Linked DNA regions of Homo sapiens: all the other regions are linked to region 1. The links are chromatin contacts, found by Hi-C in ENCODE. All regions are on one chromosome and are shown on one strand. Each heading gives the region's core, a stretch centred on a gene start or an enhancer-like site at or near the end of the contact. The rest is flanking DNA. Distances are from core to core; before and after follow the strand shown. Region 1 holds the start of CENPF (centromere protein F). Region 2 holds the start of TRAF3IP3 (TRAF3 interacting protein 3). Region 3 holds the start of C1orf74 (chromosome 1 open reading frame 74). Region 4 holds the start of UTP25 (UTP25 small subunit processome component).

What was found. A loop is a pair of places that touch in the nucleus more often than their neighbours do. Pooled maps may share reads with other maps.
Region 2: a loop to region 1 is called in a pooled map, with 13 times the contacts of the local background. The contact joins the promoter of TRAF3IP3 here to the promoter of CENPF in region 1. A Hi-C loop is called at or near these places in 4 of 50 pooled maps.
Region 3: a pooled map shows a loop between it and region 1 (14-fold over the local background). The contact joins the promoter of C1orf74 here to the promoter of CENPF in region 1. A Hi-C loop is called at or near these places in 5 of 50 pooled maps.
Region 4: a loop to region 1 is called in a pooled map, with 8 times the contacts of the local background. The contact joins the promoter of UTP25 here to the promoter of CENPF in region 1. A Hi-C loop is called at or near these places in 6 of 50 pooled maps.

The regions. Positions count from the first base shown.
Region 1 is chr1:214,600,491-214,605,409 of GRCh38, reverse strand. It overlaps CENPF (centromere protein F), which reads right to left and starts at 2,215. Exons shown (of 20, transcript NM_016343.4): 1 at 2,089-2,215. RefSeq lists a silencer at 2,112-2,321.
Region 2 is chr1:209,753,261-209,758,179 of GRCh38, reverse strand. It overlaps TRAF3IP3 (TRAF3 interacting protein 3), which reads right to left and starts at 2,127. Exons shown (of 17, transcript NM_025228.4): 1 at 1,871-2,127. RefSeq lists enhancers at 1,555-1,964, 2,245-2,404.
Region 3 is chr1:209,782,455-209,787,373 of GRCh38, reverse strand. It overlaps C1orf74 (chromosome 1 open reading frame 74), which reads left to right and starts at 2,815. Exons shown (of 2, transcript NM_152485.4): 1 at 2,815-2,996; 2 at 3,665-4,919. The coding sequence starts at 3,740. The coding sequence ends at 4,549. IRF6 (interferon regulatory factor 6) reads left to right here. Exons shown (of 9, transcript NM_006147.4): 9 at 1-1,757. RefSeq lists enhancers at 1,877-2,492, 2,677-2,936, 2,493-3,110.
Region 4 is chr1:209,824,988-209,829,906 of GRCh38, reverse strand. It overlaps UTP25 (UTP25 small subunit processome component), which reads right to left and starts at 1,935. Exons shown (of 12, transcript NM_014388.7): 1 at 1,737-1,935. The coding sequence starts at 1,843. RefSeq lists an enhancer at 1,846-1,895.

The sequences.
Region 1 (4,919 bases), core at 966-3,465:
GATGTATGACCTTGGGCAAGTTATTTAGCTGCTCTATGCCTTGTTTCCCTTGTTTGTAAAATGAGGATAATAATGATGGTGACTTCCTAAGGCCTTAGAAACAGTAAGCTTTCCTGGTAAGCTTTCCATATATGTTAGCTATTACATACTTTTTAAAAACACTTTTTCACTTGTATATTTCAGCCTATGGTACAAAGGGTGAAGTGGCCTACCTCCTTCTCAGCCACATCTTAGGAAATAGAAATCAGCTGGAAGAAAATATAGCAACTTTCCTTTATTTTAGCCTTCAGAACATAAACAAAAAGAAAAATCATTCATTTTCCAGTTACTTAGGCAAGAGTTTGAGAATTTGTTTTTTTACTAAATAAAGTTAACGGCCATTTTAATGGTTTTTTTCAATCGATTTTATCAATGAAACTTTTTATCAAAACAATAAGCAGTTCATGAAAGTACTAAGAACAATAAAAAAAATTAAGAGGGAGAAGCAAAGGTCTTAGACAACATATAAGTTGGATATCAAAGCCCTGGAAAGCTGTGTTTTGCTACCAGTTTTGTTTTTTTTTCTAGCTCTCAGTTCTTGGAACACAGCATCTTGTATTCCACTCCCATTTATCCCAAAACTACTGAAAGGAGTCACATGCCTCTCAACCAACAAAGGACAACTGACCCTGTCTCAATATCCTCCATTCCAATCTAGTTTGTCAGGAGTCAAAGAACTGTACCCAGAGACACACAACTGTAATTGCCCTAAACAATTCAGCCAGCAACTGAAATCATTACATCAAGATGCTATAGCCAACAGAATATAAAAAGGAGCAATTTAGAAAGATGATTAGAAAATGAGGGGAATAAACATAAAGAAGACTGGCAAGCTGAATGCTTTTCCATTCCAAAGTCTAAGATAGAGAACAATATAGATGTAGACCAAGCTAACTGTGATTAGAGCAGATTTTGGCCCATTAAGGGATCAGCTATCAGCCACCTGTATTGGGCCATTGGGGCAAAAGAACAAAAAAATAAACCCAGAAGTTTACTTTTGAGGAACAGGGAATCGAGGTGGGGAGTGAAGAAAAGCCCTGGATGAAGGTTCCTGCATGGAGGACTTGCAGGACTATTGTCCTTTCCAGAAAATGCTGTATCTTTATCTCTTAAATACGTGGAGGGCACTCTTCATGCCCGAACTACCCAGTCCCTTAGTCCCCAAGGAAGCTCTTGTGTGACCTCCTCCTGCCCCACCTCCACCACTGCTTTCCCGTTGTCAGAATTCCCCACCTCCTCCAAAAAGCCAGAGTCCCCGTGCACTGTACCAAGGCTGGGTCTGAGAATGATAACCCTGCCTTCTCCTCTAGGTCAGGCTCAAGGACACGACCCATGCCTTTTATTTCTGGGTCCTCATTACACAGCCGAGCCGGGCACACAGGCGCGTTCAAATAAATGTGGAAGGGAGGACCGGGCGTAGTGGCTCATGCTTGTAATCCTGGCACTTACAGAGGCCAAGGCGGGAGGATCCCTTGAGCCCAGGGGTTCCAGACCAGCCTAGGCAATATAGGGAGGCCTATCTCTATTTAAAAAAAGAAAAAAAAAAATGTGGACGGGAGGAAGAAGAGAGGGGAAAGAGAAATGCTCGCGTAACTAACCATAGGCACCCCACGTCGCCAACCAGATCAAAACTCAAGCTTACATCTACTCAATAAAACAAAGGACCAGGGCCTGAATTTCAATAAGGTTGGTTACGGGACTGGGAAGGCGGCTTGGAAATACCTAGTCATCTCCAATTCTTTTACGGAGGAAGAAAATGATCCCCTAAAGTGTGAGTCCGTGACCGAGTAGGGTCTGGGACACTAATCCGAGACCAGTTTGAACCCGAGCAGAAGGGCGCAGACACCCCTACGAACCACATCCCGGGGCGGATTCTCCAGTTCGGTCGGGTGGGAGGGGGCGGTCCCCGGCACCTACAGGGCCGGGAGAGTGATCCCAGAGGCCTCCCCGCCCAGTACCCGCCGGCAAAAAGCCAGCGGCACCCCCACGCCGCCCGCCGCCTACCGCCCGCCGCCAGGGCCAGGATCCGGACCCAGTCAGGACGCTCACCTTGCTCTCGGGGACGGGAAAACGACCTCTCGGAGAGTACAGTTCTGGCGCGGCTTCGGCGGGCTGGAGCCCAGAGTCTAATTCAAACTGCCCGCAGCCGCCACCGGTGCCCAATTCGCCCGCTTCTGGTCTCAACCAAACTTACCTCCACGCCTATTGGTCACTCTAAGTAGCTGCGGACCAATCCGCGCCTGCGCACTCAGACTGCCGCGTCTGATTGGCCCTTTCGGATGGATTTTAAAAACAAGCCCTCTACTGGAGGTGCCTGCGCCGGAGTTTACTGTTCTTTTTTGTTGTTGCGGGGAGACGGAGACCACGTGCTTTTGCTAATGCTAGACGCGGTTTTGGACCGCTATTTCCGCAAAAGTCAGGGAATGCGCCCGCTGATTAGGAAGGCGTGGTCTATCGCCTACAGCCAGGGGAACTGTGCTGCCTGGTGAAACCTCTTTTAAACTGCACGTACCAATCTACTTAATTAAACGTAAATTTAGGACATAGATACTAGGTGCTGTGTTTGTCATGCATTCTTTATCCGGTGTCGTTCTTAACAATTCTTTGAGGAAAGTATTATCCTCATTTTATTAAAAAGTTAACAGGCTCATAGAAGCTAAGTACAGTAATTTGAAATTGAATCTACGCAATGCAGGATGTCGCTCTTAAATGCTGTCCTTTATGGTTCATATTTCTAAGACGTGATTCTGAACACTTATTTTCCGGGATTAAGGCGTGGGGGGAGGACACTGCATCAGAATTTAAAATTCAGAAGAATCCTCAAAACGGGGTGTAATGCTTTTCGTGAAGCCCACTAGTTTTCTATGTATGTTATATACTCGTTTTATTTCCCTATTAAACTATAAATAAGCTTCTAAAGGCAGAAGCAAAACAATTAATTGTTAAAGTAATAGATCTCTAATGCTGTTGTCTGCCTCAATAGGTACCAAACTTTCCAGCCCCCTGACTTTACCTTTCATTAGACTGTTCCTGCAGTACCCAATTCAAGTGTCACTTTTTTTATAAAACCTCCCTAATCCCACCCACTCCTTAGAGATAATTATTTCCTAGACCTTTCCTGGAACTTGCAAACTTCATGTTTAGGATTTTCGCCGTGTCTTGTCTTGTATTTATGTCTACGTCTGACTCCCCCATCAGACTCAAAAATTCCTTTACAGTAAAATCTGTTTTAATTCATTTTTGCATCCCTAGTAACTTTGCACATAGTAATTTAAAATCCAGATCATCTTGGGAGATAAAACTGCTATTTGGGGAAAGGCCTTGTTCTTACTATCTTCTACCTTCGAATCCCCAAAGGGAGGGGAGAGAGCAGGTAGGGGAGGAAAACTTTTGTCAGACATTGCCATGATCAGTCTAGTGTCTGGTAGTTTTAGAATTTGAACCAAATTGTGTCTGGCTTCAACACAAATTACAATTCCATTGCTTCCCAGAGTAATTATTCAACTATGTATAGGCTGTTTAAGGAAAAATAAACAGCTAGAAAGACAGATAATAGAGGATATTTTTAAGGTTTGAATAAGAAATTTGCATTTACTATTCATTCATTCGTTCTTCAGCAGATATCTATTGAGTGGCCACTGTATAGTCAAGCCTTGTGCTTCGTTTTTCTACAATGAACAATAAAGAAATACATTCATTTCTTGAACAAGGGAAATAGGATGGATACCATTCTAGTAACTCCTGTGATATTTCTCTGACTTTAATTTTATGCTTCCCTTCCCCTCCCTTTATTTTTCCCCCGGTTGGTTTGTTTGTTTTGTAGGGGGAGGATCCCGTCCAACCAAAGACAGATGTTCTCTAAGGGTCCATTTTTGGCTCTCTGCTCTTCTCTTTTTAAGTCCTTTCCCTCAGTTAGCCAGTCTACTCTCTCTGGATTGTTCATCCACTACCTCGATATTCTGCTTGTGGACCAGTGTCTTTGAGTCTTCCCATCTTTTCTACAGATTAGACTGCAGGTTCATCACTGAAATCACTCTTTTGCCAGTGTCCTCAACTCCCTTGCCTCTTGTTCTATCTCCCAAACTTGTATGTGTGCAAATGTCCATATCATCCCTTGGTGCACTATTGCTGCAGAATGGGGCTGGAAAAAAATCCCAGCACTGTGCAAATACTTTAAATGTAGGATGTCTAGCTGGGCCTCAATGCTGCTCCACAGCCCTTTCTCCCAGTTTCAGGATTTCTCTAATCCGCTGCAACAACCATCTCCATTCTTACTCTCAGAAGATGACTTTATTTTCTAGTTCACAGAAAACATAAGATTTCTGACAGGAACACCTTCAACTTTCTGAGACCCAAATCTACAAATGTGTGAAAATCTATACCCATTCTTACCTCCTTTCTTCCTGTTACAACCATGGGAAATGTCTTTCTGACTACTCCTAAAACTGAACAATCATACTGTGTTTTGAGGCAACTTGCTTCTCAGGAACTTCACTCTCCCAGTTATGCACTTGTAAACAAGAATCTTTAACTGCTTCTACCTTCCTAAGTCTTCCTAGTAGCACTTAAACTGCTCAAATATTTCCCTTTAAAGAGAAATATTTTCTCAATCTCATGATCCCCTGAAGGAATCATCATATCTCCCCTCACATTCCATTTCCTTTTCAGATTTGATTAAATAAGTTGCGATACTACTTTTCATCAATTATTTTTCTCCAAAAAAACCCCACGAGTACTTTCAATAAATGAGAGCCGTCTCTATAGCTGCATCATGAAGACAATATAATCTATTATTTTAAGCAGCAGTTTACTTTTCATTTCATATTATTTTTCATCTTATTAGAACTGTAAATATTTTATAATTACACGATTTTATTTTT
Region 2 (4,919 bases), core at 878-3,377, 4.8 Mb after region 1:
TAAAGACTTAAAAGAAAGGGTCTGAGAGACCCATGTCTATTGTTATAAATGACTGAATGGAGGAGACGCAGGATTATGTGCATGTGAACTCCATGTCTAGAACCTACACTCACAGCATCCCTGAGCCACAGCCCCTGGCTATTCTGCCATGGATTGCAGTGGAGAACCCTGGCTCTTGGAGTCACACTGCGTGGACTCATGTCCTGGCTCTGTCACCTACAACCTGTGTGTGTTTTTAGATAAGCTATTAAACATCTCTAAGCCCCAGTCTCCTCATTTATAAAATGGGGCTAGGACCTGCCTTGTAGGTTATAAGGATTAAATGACAAAATGCAGGCCATGCACCTGGCATGGAGCACACAATAAATGTTACCTTTTAATAATAAAGACATAAAGTATTCCTATTAGGTTGGTGCAAAAGTAATTGCGAATATTATCCTTGTTATGCCGATGTTGGATATTGAAGACTTGGTGCTGTAAGACAAAGGCTCCAAGCTAAACTAGCACTTCTAGGACCAAGAATGCCTTCTCTCATCCTCTCAACCCTCTCTCTCTTTGACAGAGTATATTGTTTACCAGATTGAGGGGATGCTGGCCCCAGGCTGAAGTCACATTTACTTCTGACCTCTGGGTTTGGGCTATAAGGAGAAAGGCTTCTCTGTGGTCTGGACATAATTGCCATCCCAATTACACCAAGCCGAAAGGTAAGGAAGAGATGGGGTCTGCCTGTGTCACACATAAGGTGTGAGGTCCCCTCCCTGTTTGGCTCAGCTTCCCCACAGGTTTTGTAGTGGAGGCAGAACATTGAGAATCCTCCTACCTTCTTGCCGCGAAGAGGAAAGGGCTGTGGGGGAGAAGACAGTGCCTGAGATGAGGTCTCTCTGGGCTCTCCACCCAGGCCACCAACCTTAGTCCACTGAAACACACAGCTGCTCTGCTCTCTGCTTCCTTGGGGCAGACATGGAGCCTTCTTACCCAAGAAAGGAGCTGCAGTGGAAATGGCTCCTTAGAGAGGGGAGTGTTCCCAGATGCCTTGGCTACCACACCTGCTAGGATTTGGTGCAGCATGCTGCATAGAACCCTACCCAGGTTTCTGGGATATCTGGACCCTACTGACTTGCTTGAAAACAAGAAGGTATGTGGGACGGCTGACAGGGGTAGGCTGCTAAAGAAAAGGGAACTGGTCCCTGTAGGGTTCAAAGAAAGATCACTTGGCCACTGCCCAGGCTTTCTGGCATCTCTCAGGTTCCCCCCTGGCAGCATGACTGGGCTCACTTAGAGCTTGGAGGAAGAAGGTTTACTGGCTGGGAAGGCTCAGCCTGGTCTCTCAGGCTGCAGAGAGAGAACAGGGCATGGCTCCTCACCTGACTGTGGCTTGACATGCCTTTCTGAGTCTCGCTTTTACTTCCTGGCCATGTTTGTAATGGAGACAATGAATGGCTTCCTGCATGGGTTGGCCTTCCTGGCCCAGAGCTCTCAGTGTGAACTGAGGGGAGAGGGGCCTGCGCTTAAGCTGCTGGGAAGGCAGTCTTGTGTTCAGGGATCCCTGCTTTGAAGAAAACTGTAAAAGGTCATTTAATTCATGCCCATATCACTGGGTAGCCTGAACTCTAAGTCGTTTGACTCACTCCTAATCTAATGTAATCTAATCTACTGGAACAGAGGAGTGGTGCAAGCTGTACCCTGTGCCATGGCTAGCGCCACAGGAAACCAATACAGGATACTTTCTTGGTTACCCAAACCCCTGACACCCTTAAACTATGCCACCCACTCTCCACCCAGGGGAGCTGGGATGGTAGAGCATCTTCTGCCCTACCCCGAAGTTGGAGTTCCCAAACCTGGACACAAAAGCATCCTCCTTCTCAGTTACCTCCTAGTCCCAGGCTCCAACTCAAGCCACTCGGGAAAGCATTCCAGTCCTGGGCAGATCTTGGCTCTGGTCTCAGATGGAGCAAGACAGCAGATGGGTAAAGCACACGCTTTCAATCCATAGGTCTGGGCCCCATTAACACGTCCCTTCTTGGTACCGTCTTTCTTTTTGCACAGCAGCCTTGCTGAAACAGGAAACAGACAAAGCCACAAGGTTCGCAAACCCCAGTTCCTCTCTCTTGCTCTCTGGTATCATCTAAGTGGGCCCCTGAACTCTGAGGCCTCCAGGGCTGGGCTCAGGAGCTCCTCCCATCAGTAGGCACCCCGGCCACCCTTTCTCTTGCTACTGGATTGGTCGGAGCTCTTGGACAGTTTCAAGTCAAGATTCCTTTCCATGATTAGAAAAGGATAGTCCTCTGGGTCAGATTCAGACCTTTGTGGTTTCTATGAGAGGGAAAAAAATGCCTTTTTGGTGGTAAGACCTAGATGAGATGTTCTCAGTGTAGGCTTTCATGTGTATCAGGTAGTTCTTTGTGTAAGGATTTTCCTTTTTCTTTAGCCACCTCTTCCCAATCCTGGTGTTGTAAAGAGTTTCTGCTCTTCTGAAGTAGGTGGTGTCTTTCTCAGATTCTGGAATGAGACCAACTCTGGATTTGCTCCTTTCTGGAGCAATGAGGAGGGAGTGTAAAGGTGGGTAGCTGGGGGATGAAGGAAGGAATAGAAGGCAGAGTCTTCTACACATTTTTTTATCTGGTCAACCGGACTAGGAAATTTAGGGAAAAACTAAAGGGAACTGATTTGCATGCATTAAGATGAAGCCATCACAAATGATGCAGCCAGGAAATTCCCAAGAAGTTCAGGCTAAAATAGTGGAGAGGAAACTGGATTGGGACAAGTTAACTGAGCAGCTTTGTAACCTTGTAAAATTCACCTTGTCTGGATGCTACTCACTGTGGTAGTTGGGTGATGTATGTGGCTCTTTGGAATTCTAAGGTTTGACACATGTGAGGCAGGTAATGAGACTTAAAAATAGCTGTGATAACATTTATTAACATGTGGAGAGTTTGTCACCATTTTCTCTGCTTCTGCTTCTTTCTCTGTTCTTTGAGGAGAAAAAGGACAAGGAATCGGCAGGGAAAAGCAGAGGATGGATTCTCAAGCACTAGGACTGAAGACAAGTGGCATTTACTCAGGATGAGAGACAACAGCTCAAGGCCCTGTGTCTGGAGCTTGACACATAGAGATGGGAATGAGTAGAGGACAGAGGGCTTGGGGAGCCCAAGATGTCAGAAAAAGAGAATTTTGGCCGGGCACAGTGGCTCACACCTGTAATCCCAGCACTTTGGGAGGTCCAGGTGGGTGGATCACTTGAGGTCAAGAGTTCAAGACTAGCCTGGCCAACATGGTGAAACCCCATCTCTACCAAAAATATAAAAAATTAGCCGGATGTCATGGCATGTGCCTGTAAACCCAGCTACTTGGGAGGCTGAGGCACAAGAATCGCTTGAACCTGGGAGGCAGAGGTTGCAGTGAGCCAAGAATGTGCCACTGCACTCTAGCCTGGGCGACAGAGTGAGACGGAGTTTCACTCTTGTTGCCTAAGCTGGAGTGCAATTGCGCGATCTCGGTTCACTGCAACCTCCGCCTCCCAGGTTCAAGCAATTCTCCTGCCTCAGCCTCCTGAGTAGCTGGGATTACAGGCATACGCCACCATGCCTGGATAATTTTTTGTATTTAGTAGAAATGGGGTTTCAACCATGTTAGTCAGGCTGGACTCAAACTACTGACCTCAGGTGATCCACCTGCCTCGGCCTCCCAAAGTGCTGCGATCACAGGCATGAGCCACCACGCCTGGCCAGAGAATTTTTATTGGCATAGAAGAGTGAGAAGATTCTGGGAGTTCAGGGCATTAGAGCGTAAAGAAAGACAGGAGATTTTAATAGGAGTTCCTATAGAGACCTACTATTTGGACTCCATTAAACATCAGAAAGAAATGTCTACAAAGTCCGCAGTCATTGGGATACTAATCCCATGATAACTGGGATTTAGAGTGGTCAATGATATGCTCAAGATCACACAGAAAGTGTTGGACCCAGGTTTGCTTGACAGTAGGTTTGAGCCCTTAACATTGTGTTCTGAGAACAAAACAATTAATAAGGTTGTCATACCTATCTATCTATATTGAAAAAGACACACACACACACACAGAACTTTGAGAATAGAAAATATACCTTATTTTCAAATGCCCACGAGACATTAAAAAAATTGACCATATGGATCAAAAAGTAAACCTCAGTATATGTTTTGAAAAGTTGATCTATTATGGCAGGATTTTCTGACCACAGTACAATACAATTGAAATAAATAACAAAAGATGGAAGAAAGAAACACTTTAACTTCTTGGAAAAAAATTCTTCCCATTTACTCTGAAAAGATAGAGGGAATTTCAAATCTGCAATTAAGAATGCATTGAAAACGGTGATAGTGGCAACATTATGAGGAAAATCTGTGAGGTATGGCCAAGCAGAATGCAAGGAAAATTCCTAGCTTTAAACATTTTCATTACCTAAATCAAGAAGATTAAAAATAAATTTCCTATTCATTTATTTTCAAATGAATTGCTAAAAAATGATCAGAAAAAAAGGAGGTGAGAATTTTGAAATGATAAAAGGAGAATATATAATAAGTTAGAATCCTGTTTAAAATTGATAAAAAAAATTCAGTTTTGTGTGTGCATCTGGCAGGGGGAGGAATGGTAGACATACAAATAGAAAACAAAATCAATAAAATAAAATATCAGCGAGCCAAATCAATTTAAAAAAGAGAAAAGACATTATAAAAGTTTAGGAATGATACATGGAAAGTAGCCACGATACGGTGGAAATTAATTATAGAGAGTCATTTGTGTAACTATGCTAATGATTTTTAAAATCTAGATAAAATGGATTTAAGAAAATGAATTTACCAAATTAAGCTCAAGTAGAGATTTGTAGTGTAATCATCAGCTGGCCTCCAATAGAGGGTTTAATTCAGGCTGCTCTTGAGCTGGG
Region 3 (4,919 bases), core at 1,566-4,065, 4.8 Mb after region 1:
CACGAACCTGCTTGTCTCCCTTACTAGTGGAGGTATCTGAGTGTGAACAGTGAAGGTAAAGAGTGGTATAGAACAATGCAGCTGTATCTGTCACAAACTGGTCTTATCTAGAAACATCTGCTGAGTCTCTAACCCTTTCAGCTTTCTCTTCTTTTTTGAGACAGAGTCTTGCTTTGTTGCCCAGGCTGGAGTGCAGTGGCAAGTCACCACTTACTGCAGCTTTAAGCTCCTGGGCTCAAGCAATCGTCCTGCCCCAGCCTCCTGAGTAGTTGGGACAACAGTCGTGCACTATGATGCTTGGCTAATTTTTTTTTTATTTTTGTAGAGATGAGGTCTTGCTATGTTGCCCAGGCTGGTCTTGAACTCCTGGGCTCAAGCAATCTGGGACCTAAATGGCAAATAAGATGCTAATCTGTGGTTGCAAGCCCCAGTCCTCTTGAATAGTGATGCCTATCTGTCTGTGTCGGGACATAGTAAGGAAGCCCATGTCTAGTCTGGTACCTTTAAACCAGGCCATCTCCAACTTTTCAAAATGACTCAAAAGTTGAGCTAGCCTTATTTTAAAAACTAAAAGTTCAAAATCAGTGGTGACATGAGGACTTATTTATTTAAAGTGCTTAAGCCTTGGTTTTAGAGTTTCTAAGAGACCTAGTGGAATTTGCTATTATGAAAAGCATGAAAAGATTAAGAAACCTGGCTAAAGGTCAGGTGCCCAGCTTCGAGGAAAAGTTGGGCTTTTAGGGACCGGGAAGCATTAAAGGCACAGAAACTTTACATTTTGGGGGTCATTTTGTTGAGTAGGTGAAGTGAGGGATTTGGGCTTGATATTTGGCTGCCCCATCTCTACGTGGGAACTCAAAGTTAAAAACCCACTGTAGGTAAATTAGAAGGGCAGCTCTTGAATCTGGGCCAGTCTATATCCCTTCTGTGAAGTGCTAACAGCCAGGCTATCTGTAGCCTGGGTGGGAGCCCAGATAATGTGAGCTGGTAAAGGGTATTGGAAAAGTGCCAAGAAATGCCAAGCTTTTGGTTCGTAACCACTATAAAAAGTTTATGAACATGTCAGAGGAATGGATGAGTGATTTGTGAGGTCTTAACTAGATACCCCGGTTTCTTCCTTGTTTTGGCTTCTTTTCAGAATGCCGGGAGAGTACATGCAGGGATTCCATCTAATCACCCTCAGCACTCTTTCTCTGGTCCTGCTGGATAGATTTAGATTTCCTTTCTTTTTTTAGGGCCTCAGTCTGCTATCTCCTTTGGTGGCTACCACCACTCACTCCCTTGATATCTTCTACTCCCTTGCCTTCACCTTGCTTAAGACTGAGAAGGGAGTTAGATTTTGTCACTAGCTCTTCTTTTTCCTCACTGTGTACCCCACCAAACAAGATTAGTTCAAGTTAAAAAGAACCTACTGGAGGTAAACTGGGAGAGCAAGTGTTGGATCTGGGCTGGTCCCTTTCCCATAAAATTAGGTCCCTGGTTGTATGTTCCCATAGCACCCCATACTTCCTCTCTCAGAATAATCATTTCCCTTGTAATGCTCAGCATCCGCATCCTGCTTGACTGCAAACTTGCTGAAGGTAGGGACTGTTTGTCTTGGACTTCGCTGCCAGTCCTTAGAACAGTGTCTGGGACACAGTGTGTTCTCAAATATTTGTTGCTGGAATAAATGAATGAACTAAATCAGTCTTTTAGGGATTTACTGTTAACCACCATGGGAAAATTAAATAAATGCGGGGAAGGAAAACGTTCTAAAATTAGAAGACTACTTTCTACTCTCAGCTTCTGATTCCCTCTGAGCTAAGAACCAGACAGCCTTAGGCTGGTAACTCCTATAAGCTGGTCCTCCTCCCATGCTGACCCCATCTTTACTGTACAATTCACTTTTCATGGACTGAAGGCACCACCAAGATAGATCCAGGAGTGACAACTCCAGTGTAGGTGTCCACTGTTCCCTTAATCTCTGTCCTGCTCCAAGTATAAATAAATTGGGGCCATTTCCTTAGATATTGGGGTTTTCTCAAGAAATCCTTTCCCTTCGTGGCATGGGTCAAATCGCTGGTAGTTAAAAAGGTGTTAACTCTTACGTGAAATAACACTTTTTCTTTGTAATGACCTGACTGGAAAGCCTCTGTGTCATCACTTCTCATTTCTTATTTGAAATCAGCAAACTGGATTCAGTAGACATGAACTTAAGCCCCATGAAAGTGGGGGTTTTGTCTGTTTTGCTCACTGCAGTACCTCCAGGGCCTAGCAGCATGACTGGCACATATTTGTTCAAAGTGAATACTCACACCTTCACACCCTCCCTAGAGAGCTGTTGTAGGCCTCTCAAATGTAGGATTTAGGGAAGTCAAGTTAAAAAAAATTAAAACGTTTCAGCACCACCCACAGGTGAGGCTATTCTGCAAAATATGTTGTCTTGAGGTATGTTTCGTCTGGACAAAACGTATTTCCACAGACACAAATCAAAGGTGTTTATTAACTGCTGTGTGCCCTGTTTCTGGATTCCCAGTCAAGTGGGACACCAGACGTCATAACACAGGGAGGACGTTCGGCGAAGCAAAATGAGGGCAGCAGCGGGAAACCAGTTTCACCAGGTTCCGCCTTTTCTCGTTTACTTCCGCCCTTCCCAGTTCCTAAGCCGACAGATGGGGCCGCGTTCAGTCTGGCCGGAAAGGGCGGGCCGCACGGTGGCCCAAACTTCCGGCGCGCAGTAAGGCTGCCTAGCTAGTGATTCTAACGCGAGGCGCGCGAGCGGCTGGATGACGTCACGGAATGGGGGGAAAGAGGGCGGCACTCGAGTGGGTGCGCATGCGCAAGAAGGTGCCTGCGGGACTGGAGCAGAGCGGGCTGCGAGGGTCTTCCCAGCGCAGGCGGGTTTTCCAGTGTTACTTGCGGCTGGGCGTGGGGGACTAGCTGCCTTTCTGGCAGCAGGCAGGAAGCCGCAAAAAGTTTCTGAGCCCCCGAACCTGTAGCGGACGTGGAAAAAGAACGTATGTGAGACAGACTTATGCCTCATTTAGCAAATCACTATAACATGCTCTGGTGTGGGGTGTGTGGATCGGAGAAATCTCATCTTCCGAGGGTCCTTGATGTCGGACAGAAAGGGAAGGCGGGGCCAGCAGAAGTTAAAATACTACCCTTCTGCAGTTCTAGTGGATTTCATTCATTCATTTTTATGTGTCAGGGTGAGATGGTTGTTAGTCCACATTCTGGTGTATATTAATCAAATTACTATTCTTATAACTATTCTCTGGCGGGAAGAGTAGGGGAGTTGTCAGTGGAAAGGATACATTTGGAACTTGGAGCTCTGTCCCAGAAGGGCTTTTGGGCGAAATGCTGTGAATTTTGCCAAACACTGCCCCGCCTCCGCCTCTGCCCCAAATTCCCTACGGTTTGAACCAGAGAACGTAATTTGCAACAGGTGAAATTTAGAATAAAAGCCAGAGGGAATATAAATCTAGCTATAAGGCTAGAAAAACACACGAATTTATGATTGAGGGAGACCAAGTCAACCAGAAAAATCAAGCAGCATCGGTGAAACTATCTTGTCTGGGCTGGGTCGCCATTTCAAAGCAGGGAGGGACAGAATAACCTTTGGAAGATACCGCGATTTAACAGGAAGGCTGTTAATAATTCCCTGCTCCTGCTTTGTTTCTAGGCCCCTCCTCAAGTGTCTGGCTGAAAGATGCCACCCAGGGAAGGGAACTCGGGCTAGCTAAGGAGGCCATTCTTGATGTTGCTTCTAGATCTCATGTCATCACCGAGCCCTCAGCTGCTGGTGGCAGCTGCTCAGCAGACCCTTGGCATGGGAAAGAGACGGAGTCCACCCCAAGCCATCTGCCTTCACTTAGCTGGAGAGGTGCTGGCTGTGGCCCGGGGACTGAAGCCAGCTGTGCTCTATGATTGCAACTGTGCAGGGGCATCAGAGCTCCAGAGCTATCTGGAGGAGCTGAAGGGGCTTGGCTTCCTGACTTTTGGACTTCACATCCTTGAGATTGGAGAAAACAGCCTGATTGTCAGTCCTGAGCATGTATGTCAGCACTTGGAGCAGGTGCTGCTTGGTACCATAGCCTTTGTGGATGTTTCCAGCTGCCAGCGTCACCCTTCTGTCTGCTCCCTGGACCAGCTTCAGGACTTGAAGGCCCTCGTGGCTGAGATCATCACACATTTGCAGGGGCTGCAGAGGGACTTATCTCTAGCAGTCTCCTACAGCAGGCTCCATTCCTCAGACTGGAATCTGTGTACTGTATTTGGGATCCTCCTGGGCTATCCTGTTCCCTATACCTTTCACCTGAACCAGGGAGATGACAACTGCTTAGCTCTGACTCCACTACGAGTATTCACTGCCCGGATCTCATGGTTGCTAGGTCAACCCCCAATCCTGCTCTATTCTTTTAGTGTCCCAGAGAGTTTGTTCCCAGGCCTGAGGGACATTCTAAACACCTGGGAGAAGGACCTCAGAACCCGATTTAGGACTCAGAATGACTTTGCTGATCTCAGCATCTCCTCTGAGATAGTCACACTGCCGGCTGTGGCCCTCTGACTTTAACTCTCCTCCCATATAGAAGGTACTCAGTAAATGATCATCTCTAGGTTGGGGATGGCAAATAATCATCTCAACTGCCAATTCCAAGTGTCTTGAATACACTAAGGCACAATGCTGTAGATCAGTTGGCCACAAATGCAAAGGGCATGTAAATAGGTAATGGTGGTGCTAGTAGCAAATTGGTAGATAGTACATACTTGCCATTTCTATACTAGGAAGTCCTCTTAGTGGAGATGTTTTCATTTTCACTGGATAAAAGATAGAAGGAAGGAGATGATAGAGGAAAAGCAGGGTGATGGAAGACAAGCCAAACACTCTTGCATGGTAACCTTGTAAATATACCTGCTCTATGTGGGTGCTGCATGCT
Region 4 (4,919 bases), core at 686-3,185, 4.8 Mb after region 1:
CACATGACAAACCCTAGAGTCACACAAGGCTCTCATCCAAAAGAAGGATACAACTTGGCTAAATAAAAGATTTCGGGGTTCATGTTTTTCTAGCAAATTTCTTAATTAGAATGTCCCTCTAAGCTGGGAGCGGTGGCTCATATCTGGAATCCCAGCACTTTAGGAGGCCAAGGTGGGAGAATCACTTGAGCCCAGGAGTTTGAGACCAACCTGGGTAACATACGGAGACCCTGTCTCTACAAAAAAATAAGAAAAATTAGCCCGGAGTTGTGTTGTGCACCTGTAGTCTCGGCTACTGGGAAGGCTGAGGCAGGAGGACCGCTTGAGCCCAGGAGGTGGTGGCTGCAGTGAGCCAGGATTGCAGCACTGGATTCCAACCTGGGCAACGAAGTGAGACCCTGCCTCAAAAAAAAGAAAAAAGAAAAGAAAAGAAAAAAAGAATGTCCCTAACTGATGACAAAGCAGCCCAAAGTAGTGGGATGAGCATTGAGATCATAACTGCACCTAGACATTTCTAGAGAAACCACAACTACTAATACACTTAGTTCCTTATCGTAATTGCAAAGATCAATGATGTCCCAACAAATTCTTTAAAAACACACACAACATATGATGTGACTATAACTAACAATTTATTGTATATTTTCAAATGGCTAGAAGAGCGGATTTTCAATGTTCCCAACGCAAAGAATTGATGTTTGAGATGATGAATATGCTAATTACCCGGATTTGATCATTACACATTGGGTACATGTATTGTTATCAAAATATCACACTGTATCCCACAAATATGTACAATCATTTTATGTAAGTTAAAAATAATTATAAAAACAGGCCAAGCGCGGTGGTTCACGCCTGTAATTCCAGCACTTTGGGAGGCCAAGGCGGGCAGATCACCCGAGGTCAGTAGTTCGAGACCACCCTAGCTAACATGGTGAAACCCCGTCTCAACTAAAAATACAAAAAATTGATCGGGTGTGATGGCGGGCGCCTGTAATCCCAGCTACACGGGAAGCTGAGGCAGGAGAATCGCTTAAGCCCGGGAGACGGAGGTTGCAGTGAGCTGAGATCGCGCCACTGCACTCCAGCCTGGGCGACAAAGCGAGACTCTGTCTTAAAAAAAAAAAATTATATATATACATATATATATGTGTGTCTACAAAAAATTCCTAGATCTCTGACCACACAAAAATCCGCCCCCATAGCTGGGCGCGGTGGCTCACGCCTGTAATCCCAGCACTTTGGGAGGCCGAGGTGGGTGGATCACCTGAGGTCAGGAGTTCAAGACCAGCCTGGCCAACATGGTGAAACCCCATCTCTACTAAAAATACAAAAAATCAGCCGGGCTTGGTGGCGGGCGCCTGTAATCCCAGCTACACGGGAGGCTGAGGCAGGAGCATCGCTTGAACCCGGGAGGAGACAGAGGTTGCAGTGAGCCAAGATCGCGCCATTGCACTCCAGCCTGGGCGACAGAGCGAAACACCGTCTTAAAAAAAAAAAAAAAATCCTCCCCCACACAACGGGCGTGCCTCTTAGCAGGAAATTACAGGCTCAACAAAAAGGCCCGTGAAGCACTCCATCTCCCGGCGGGATGGCGCCAGAATCTCCCCGGCCGAGCACAGCGGGAGCCAGGGAATAGTGGGAAAAGGCCGGAGCAGCACTATCTGGGAGACCAGAGGACCAAACTCGAGGATACATCTCTGGCGACTGGGGAGCCCTGCCACGCCCCTTCAGACCTGTCATAGAAGGGATGCTCCTCGCCGAAATCTCGAAGATGTTTCTTCTGCTTTTTAGTTAGGGTGTTGAGTAGCTGGCTCTGGCTCCGGCTCCCGCGTTTGCCCATAGCGAAAACGTCAAGTTTGCCCACTTGCAAGAGTCGCGGTTTTCCACCAGGAAGTTGTCCAGTCAACACAAGCACGTGGGCTCGCTGACTGCGCTTTACGGCGAAAGCAAGGTGCCATAAAGCAGATCCGCTTTACGTCGCGCTCGTACGACAGGCTTAGAACATCCGGTTCCCGGTTCTGCCCCCTACCGCAGCTCTTTGAAAGCACGGGAGTTCGTTCACTAGTGTTCTCAGAGCCCTAGAACGTGGGCAGCTGGGCTTCCCGGGTTGCGTGAGTCGGGGGCATGAGCTTTGTGCTTGTGTTTTGGTTATGGAAATCAGTCTGCGTAAATGTGTAGTAGCGGAGATAGTCGAATGCAGTGACTTTACAGTATACTGCAATAAAAATATCAACCAACATTTAAGGGTGCCTGAACATCTCACTTCATCACCACAACAGTGTACAGATAGGTCTTGTTAATAAGCCTGGTGTTGCAGATAAGGAAACTGATGCTTAGAAAAGATAACACGCTAGCGGCCGGGCGCGGTGGCTCACGCCTGTAATCTCAACACTTTGGGAGGCCGAGATGGGCGGATCACCTGAGGTCAGGAGTTCGAGACCAGCATGGCCAAACATGGTGAAACCCCGTCTCTACTAAAAGTACAAAAATCAGCCGGGCGTGGTAGCGGGCGCCTGTAATCCCAGCTACTCAGGAGGTGAGGCAGGAGAATCGCTGGAACCCGGGAGGTGGAGGTTGCAATGAGCCGAGATCACTCCACTGCACTCCAGCCTACTCCAGCCTGGGCGACAAAAGCTAGACTCCATCTCGAAAAAAAAAAAAAAGAAGAAAAGAAAAGAAAAGATAACACGCTAGCAAGAGAAGAGAGAAAAACCTTAACTGATGCAACCACATGCTTTTACCCATTAGGGTCTGCCGCCTGTGTGTGTTATATCAATCATGGGGCCCACAAGTCTGAGATTCCCACCCTCACCCTATTCTCGCATTTTCTGAAAGTATTGGAAGAGTCCCCGCAAACAAATCTGTTCCAGCATTCCCCATTTAACAACAGCAGAAACACATCTAGAGAGGTAAAGTGACTTTACTGAAATCACCCCAGTCAATGCTAGAAAAGGCTGTGAAACCCAATCCAGTGTCTCATAACTGAACTCGGACAAAAGGGGATGGAAAAGCTTTTGAAGGTAAAGGAACCATCTTACATTTTGATCATGCTAGTAGTTACACCTTGTATACATAAGAAAAGTTAAACTGTACAGTTAAAATGGGTGAATTTTAATGTATTTAAATAACACCTAAATAAACAGGAAAAAGCAAAAATATAAAAGTAGACTCAGTATTCTAGGGATTTGCAAGTGTGCAGGGCTGCTTGAGACCACAGGATAAAGATGGTGAGATCCTTTTCCTAATAGTAACTTATGCTACCATGTTCTATAGAAACAGAGTGCTTAAATCATAAGCCGCAGAATTCACTTGAATATTTACGGTAAAACAGGAGCGTCCAAAATGAGAGAAATGAGAAGCAAAATAATAGCTCTGCTATTGGAGTGCTACTGTGGGAAATTTGGGTTTTCCCTGATACTGTGTCACACCATAGAAGTTGTAATAAAACCATTAGAATGCGATTCTTGTCAGTTCTAGTGACCATCTACTATTCCTAATTAGATTCGGAGAGGCTGGGGTGGGGATGGGAGGACAGGGCCGGAGAATATGAGGAACACATGCAAACAGAGCGGGTGGTGCCCAGCAGCTGGGCCAGCCAAGGAACCCATAAATAGCCATTTGTCTTCTATGTAATTTCAAGATAAAAGGTACAGTCACTTAGGTCAACAAAAGCCTGTTTGCAAGATGTCATCATATATTTTAAGGTGCTGACCACAGTATAACTTGGCTATAGCAATAAAGAGCCATCCTTTTTCCCCCTCCCAACATATCCCAAGTGCCCCAGTTTCCCTCCCCAGAGGCAGCCACTTTCTTGGTGTTCTTCCAGAGATCTTCTATGAAAGCTATATTCTCAAGCACTTGAGGTGACTCTTACTCTCCCGGTTTCCACACCCTTGTGGTCTTGTGTACAGGTCTAGACGGTTCTCAGGTTCAGGTAAAAATTTACCCTAGCCCCACCCAAGCAGTCTCATCATTGGCTCACTGGGTCATGGAAAAAGAAGCCCTTTTTGTCCTAAAAATATTTATATTATCCTTTGACAACATAAAAAGGGATCCTTTGTGAAAATTTAACCTAAGAGCCAAGAATGTAAGCATTTCTCCCCGCCCCGCCCCCCCGTGAAAGTTCTCTTAGTAAAACCTGCACAACGATGATGTATATGCCAACAAATGAAGGCCTTAGGAAAACTGTAATGAAGACAAAATTTGTTCTTCTTTTTCCCTCCCTCTGCCCTTCCGTTTCCCTCCCCCAACGTTTTCTTTTACTTCTACTCACAGGAACTCCATATTTTCAGTGTTAAAGGCAGTCCAGGAAATAACCCTCTGTATTAGTTTACAGATAGCTGTTAATGAATTAACAAGTTACTTTCCTTGGGATATTTGCAATTTCCAGAAGATTCTCTAGGATAATGATCTCAAGGAGTGGGAGAAGGATAGCTATCCCTTAGGACAAGAATATCAGAATGTTTCGGAATCAGTTAATAATTTAAAAGAAAAAAATGTTTTATATGGCACATTTTAAGTGTATACAAAAGTAGACAAAATGGGAGAATGAACTCCCATATACCTATTGCCCAGCTTCAGCAACTGTCAACTCAAGGCCATCTTGTCTCATTTATATGCCCAACCACTGCCCTGTCCCTACTCTGCATTATTTTTGAAGCAAATCCCAAACATCATATTATTTCATCTGTAAATATTTTAGTGTGCATTTCTAAAAGTTAAGGGTTTTTTTAATGTAGCCTCAATGGCATTATCCAACCTAAAAAACACTGAAGTTAACTGTTTAATATAATCATATATACTGCCAGTGTTCACATTTTTGATTGTCTCATAAATGTTGTCTTTTAAAAATACTTTGTTGGTTTAACATGTTATGCTCTTCTCTATATTTCTTATGAATTGATTGTTGGATCTAG